Regions from separate parts of the Mus musculus genome. Here region 2 is linked to region 1. Evidence: chromatin loops called from intact Hi-C (ENCODE). Cell type or tissue: heart. All regions are shown on one strand. Links, peaks and the distances in the headings refer to the core of each region. The heading gives the core; the rest is flanking DNA. Region 1 overlaps Ehbp1 (EH domain binding protein 1). Region 2 overlaps Wdpcp (WD repeat containing planar cell polarity effector).

The links. A loop is a pair of places that touch in the nucleus more often than their neighbours do. Peaks named below come from ENCODE experiments on the same cell type or tissue, not always from the same donor. Only the 100,000 strongest peaks of a DNase experiment are listed, where the experiment ranks them.
Region 2: it touches region 1 in a loop (4-fold over the local background); 7 of 42 quality-filtered maps call a loop at or near these places.

What each region holds. Positions count from the first base shown.
Region 1 is chr11:22,205,148-22,208,067 of GRCm38, reverse strand. The region is part of intron 5 of Ehbp1 (EH domain binding protein 1); the gene reads left to right. Among named protein-coding and RNA genes, the nearest start is that of Ehbp1, 80 kb to the left of the region's middle. In heart, for the core only: a CTCF peak has its summit at 1,239 (motif pointing right); no DNase peak of the experiment used is centred there.
Region 2 is chr11:21,638,244-21,641,163 of GRCm38, reverse strand. The region is part of intron 1 of Wdpcp (WD repeat containing planar cell polarity effector); the gene reads right to left. Among named protein-coding and RNA genes, the nearest start is that of Wdpcp, 67 kb to the right of the region's middle. In heart, for the core only: no CTCF peak of the experiment used is centred there; a DNase peak (open chromatin) is centred at 1,423; H3K27ac peaks cover 1,782 bases.

The DNA.
Region 1 (2,920 bases), core at 196-2,695:
ACTTGGGAGGCTGAGGCTGGAGGATAAGTAGAAGTCCAGACTGAGCAGTGAATTCTAGGCTAGACTGAGAGGCTTAGAGAAAGGGTCTCAAAATGGAAAGTAAAAAGAGGGTGGGGAGGAAGCAGTGGCAGAACAGTGTCCTGTTTAGCAGGTGAGCCTGAGGCCTCACCATGCACCAGTGCCGTGGTTCATCTGCTTTAAGTGTATGAGATCTAGACCCTCCGGGGGGACGGGTCTCTGGGCAGGTTTATAGGGGACTGTCTTTTAAAAATGATTACTTTTTTGGTGGGGGGAGCACTAGGTAGATTTGACTGGTTTGTAACTCACTATGTAGATCAGGTTGGCCTCATACTCACAGGTAAGTCTTCCTTTCTTCTTAAACTTGTGATGTGTGTGTGTTAGGAATGGAACTCTGATCCTTGTCTTGCTGGCCCCATGGGGATTGTCTTGATTAGGGTTATTGAGCTGGGAAGACCCATCAACAGTTGGTGGAACCATTGCCTGGGCTGCAATCTTAGACTGTATAAAAAGCCCCCCCCCCCAAAAAAAAAAAGCTGAGCACCACCGCTGCCTCTTCCTCTGCTTCTAGAAGCTTCTGCTGCTAGGCATTATCTCTGCTGACTGGCTGTACTGAGGAGCTGTGAGCTAAAGTAAACCCACCTCTCCAAATAACATGGAACAAAAAGAGGACAGACATAATTTTGAAGAAAAAGAGCCCCAAATTCTAAGGTGTGACTGTAATAGCAAATTGAAGAAAGTATTTCAAACTCTGGCTTGCTTATTAGCAGTTAGGCATGGCTACATATAATGTCTCCAATAACAGCAGCTATTTGATAGCCTTATCCTAGGGAGTGGATCAGGCAGGATGCTGTATTATTTATTTTAAAGTATATATGCCATTGCTTATATTCAAAAGTAAGCTCCTATCAATCTAGCCATGAATTTTAATAGAATTATTTAGTTCTCAGTAGTGCTGCTCTGCTTGAATTGTGGTTAATATCATTTGATAATATTTTGTCCTGAGCATTATTCCTAACCATGACTCTGAAGTTGTACTTTGTAAGTGTAATATGCAGAAAAGCAATCTTGGAAGGATAGGGAATAAAGTAAAAGTTAGTATGGAGAGTTCCTCCCTCCTCCCTTCATGCATTCTCTCCTAGCAGAGCGGCACAGCTTGTCTGTGGGGAAGAAAGCCTTCCTGGAACCATCATTCAGTGTAATGCTGTTGAGAGTATTATAGCCACTTGATGGCACCCTTTGATTTGGTACCAACCTCATTAGCAGTAGCTCAGTTCAGGGGAGTATTTGCAATGAAATAACACATAAGAGCTAAAGAGACTGCAAGGTATCTGGTTAATGTAGAGATGAAATGAAGGCAACAGCAAGGCTAAGCTTCTCTGACCCTTCATGAGAGAATAGATGAAAAAAGGAAGAATAAGCTATTGTGCCAAAGGGAGATGATGAAATTCAAGATTCACACATATAATCTTGGGCTCAGCCTCTGAAATGTTAATCCCTAGGTAGAATTATTTGAGCTATAGATTGCAATTTATCATCAAAATGGCACTGTGTCAAACAATGCTTTTTTATATGTGTGATATTTAGACCCATCTAATTTTAATATAGAATGATTCACAGAGCACTGGTAATATTTAAGTAGCAACTCCTTAGGGTTGTGATGGGGATACAGTGTGGTAGTTTCTTTATATCAGAATGCCATTGTGTTTCAGAAGGAGGGCTTGGAGGAGACGTGTGCTTTTCTTTTAGAGGTGGTTTTGTTTTGGTGCCAAGAGAAAAGGATTATTAAGGAATGCCTACTGTTCAGTGGCTTAGAATTGCTGTCGTTCATCTGCACACTAAGGGTGTTTTTATAGCTATAGAACAATTGAGTTCTGATGCTGCTGAAAATACCGGGGTTGGTTTTTAAGAATGCCTCTGCACTTTCCTAATACTATATCTAATATTGGTAGGAGTCTTACTCAAACCGTTCGGTGTGCCCAGTAGAGAGTGTTGTTGTAAGCAGTTCCTGTTTGTGATGCTTAATTCTTTAAAATCAAACTTTCCCAATTTAGAAACCTGAACTGAGTGAAGTGGGAGGGTGCTGCACATATCCTATTGATTGGCCGCTCAGCCTTGATGATGCTGTAGAGAACTCTGCTTGGAGGACCAAGCTGCTTAGAGGACCAAGCTGCTGCGTATCCCAGTGAACACTCTTTTCAAATTTAACCTGCTTACTCAGCAGAGACTGCTTTCCCCTTCCTTTAATGAGGAAAAACAGCTATTCTTGTTTTACTCCTCAGAAATGATTTTATTACTTTTGCATGCTATGCACTTACTTTTGTTGTACCAACAGCCTTGACTTCTAAATGAAACCTATAGTTTAATCTATATGTGATGTAATGATCATGCCATTCCAGTGCCTCCATTACTCACAGCAGGTACTGCAGGCTTGCTGTGGCCCTCTGGGGATATTAGGTATAGTCGCCCTCTGGGAATATTAGGTATAATACAGTTCTGTAAGATACTGCTTGCTGAAGAACGAAGACCAAAATGTGGACACTTTGCCCCTTCTTAGAATTGGGAACAAAACACCCATGGAAGGAGTTACAGAGAAAAAGATTGGAGCTGAGATGAAAGGATGGGCCATCAAGAGACTACCCCACCCGGGGATCCATCCCATAATCAGCCTCCAAACGCTGACACCATTGCATACACTAGCAAGATTTTGCTGAAAGGACCCTGATATAGCTGTCTCTTGTGAGGCTATGCCGGGGCCTAGCAAACACAGAAGTGGATGCTCATAGTCAGCTTTTGGATGGATCACAGGCCCCAAATGGAGGAGCTAGAGAAAGTACCCAAGGAGCTAAAGGGATCTGCAACCCTATAGGTGGAACAACAATATAAACTAACTAGTACCTCC
Region 2 (2,920 bases), core at 255-2,754, 570 kb after region 1:
ATTGGAAACAGTTCTACCTGAAGACCACAGCCTCTGTTCTAGTGGCATAAATGCTATTGTGTGCACAAGCAATAAAATCACTTAGAGAGAGAGAGAGAGAGAGAGAGAGAGAGAGAGAGAGAGAGAGAGAGAGAGGAAAGAGAAAAAGAAAAAGAAAAAGAAAAAAGAATAAAAGAAAAGAAAATATCATCCCGAGTGAGGTAACTCAGATCCAAAAGAACATGCATGATATGAACTCACTGATAAATGGATATTAGCCAAAAAGTTCAGAATACCCATGATACAGCTCACAGACCATATGAAGCTTAACAAGAAGGAAAGCCCAAGTGTAGATGCTTCAATCCCACTTAGAAGGGGAACAAAATAATCACAGGAAGCAAAAAAAGGGAGGGACCTGGGTGGGGGAGGGGAGGGGGAGGGAGAAAGGAGGGGTAGGATCAGGTATGAGAAGAGACAGGTGAGAAGCCTAGAGGGCCAGGAAAAACGAATAGAAATATGCAGCCGTGAAAGGGGGGGAAGGAAAAAAGGGGGGTAGGTGTTAGCCACTAGAAAGACCCAGAAATGTGGGAGGCTCCCAGAAGCCAATGGAGATGACATTAGCAGAAATGCCCAACAGTGGGGAGATGGAACCTGAAACGACCACCTCCAGTATTCCTTGTGTTCTAAAAGCAAACAACGCATATAAACATGAAGCTCCTCCCACTCTGAAAGGAGTCTGAGCATAGTGTGCAGTGCCGTGTGTCCTTTCAGAATCCCTTGGTGCACTCACATGTGCACACTCGTGCCTAACTTGTTTTAGGGCTTTGTAAACCAATGTTTTACTGTACATATATTTTGCTGCTTTTCACTGATCAGCCCAGAAAGGATACTCATGTTCCATTGAACGTGATCATAACTGACTTAACCATTCCCTTACTAAACAGCAACACGTTTCTAACATGTGCCTTGCAAATAATAGTACCATGAAAAGACATACTAAAACTTTATGCTGTGGTAGCATCCATAATGATTGTATCATATAAAACTGTCACTCAACTCAGGACTTCCTCTCCCCACCCCCATCCTTAACACTTTGAAGCACTGTCAAAGTTTTACACTGTTTCAATCTGATAAGTGAAAAAAAATATATTCTTTTACTTGTAGGTTTTATTTTCTTATTCATTAATATGATCAAACATGGTTTCACATATTTCAAAATACTCTGTTTCCTCCAAGAATTGCACATTCCTATCTTATGCCCAACTTTCTTTTTCCCATAGTGTACTAATGACACTACAAACATTGGAGATGATTATCACTTAGGTTTTATAAGCCTTACACATGAAGACAATGAGAAACTACAGTTTCTCTTTTAAAGAATTGGTCATGACCCAGCTCTCTGAACTCCATTCAGCTAACAGCCTCCAAAGTGCCAAAAAGATAAGGCGCCCAGCCAGGGATGGTTTCTTTACTGCTGCAAGAGCAGGTCATTTGCTATTTCTGGATGAAGCAAACAGTGATCTCTTTCTAAGTCCTCAGAAATCTGTACATCAGTCTTACTAAACGAGAGCAAAGGAAACTCTATTCCTTGAAGGAAAAGAAGGACTCCATTTACTTCCATGAAATAAACTGTGGCCAAATTAAAAAAAAAACAAAAAACTTTCTAAGTCTCCTGTTGTACTTAAATTTGGAAAATATTTCTCTAGAGCATTCTTCAAACTGTTTAATTCACTTAGTTAAATATATCTTGTCAATTTAACATTTTCCACATGGTAAGCAGTTTTGACATTTAGACAATTTATCAATGGCTTCTTCGCTGAAGCCTGCCTTCTCTTCTTTCTACTCATTACATGCAACAAATTAAATTTCACTAATATTTAAAGATCAGTGCTGACCTTTGCACAGCCATTTTCTGGGCTCCTATTAATACAAACATCTTGTTTGCTGGTGCTCATTTTAAATATTTTGCTACACACAGTTTTCTATTATTCTAGCTCAAGTGCTTCTTTTCCATGACCTTGCAAAATTATCAGTAAAGTTTACTTTGGGCATGTTTGGAAGACAAAAAGGATGCTTGCATAAGCAAATGGCAGCATGGGAAGAACAATAACCTCCCATCAGCAGCCGACTCTGGTACCCACCTTTCTCAACTTCAAAAGTATGGACTTACTAGTGGTTTTCAAGGCTGTACTTTAATCACAACAATAAAAAGACAAAATAGAAATGTTTGTTATATGATAATGGTAATTCATTCTAAATTATAACTATAAATATAATTTTACGTTATACTTGAATACATAGAGAGAGTGTGGCTTTGAAGAGAAAATAAATTAAAATTCAGAAATAGTTCTTAAGGCTCAGTTAAAGACAAGAGAACACTGAAAGCTCTTATCTAAACCAACGCTTTAATACTGAAGTAATTTGTCAATTCAGAATTACTGTTTTAAAAAGTATATAAATCAAAGTGAGAAAAAAAATGAAAGAAATACAGAAAGCCTTTCTCTACAAATAGGAGAGACACTGGAAAGTACTGAAGTGCCCTGCAGCTGCACCAACTCAGCCTTGTCAGTTTCACTTGTCAACACTTCGATGACAGATTGCCACCCCCTCCTCTAAAAAACAAACCTTAGTAGCTGTTGAAAGATGCGCTTCTTATAAAAAGGGGGGTAGCTCATGCAACATGATAGTTGTATACTTTGAAATCGTTCGCTTCACACACACACACACACACACACACACACACACACACACACACTTTAAAACTTTTTTTCCTGTGGCTCCCGTCAGACTTGGAAGATAAAGAACTCTGCTAATACACTGGGGCCAAGGGTGGATAGCATTTGCAGATACTGCTGAGTGCACTTTATAACCATTATTTTATTTAACCCTCACAGGAGCTAAACCTCTGAAACTACTTGCTGTGTGGGCATGTGTGAGTGTG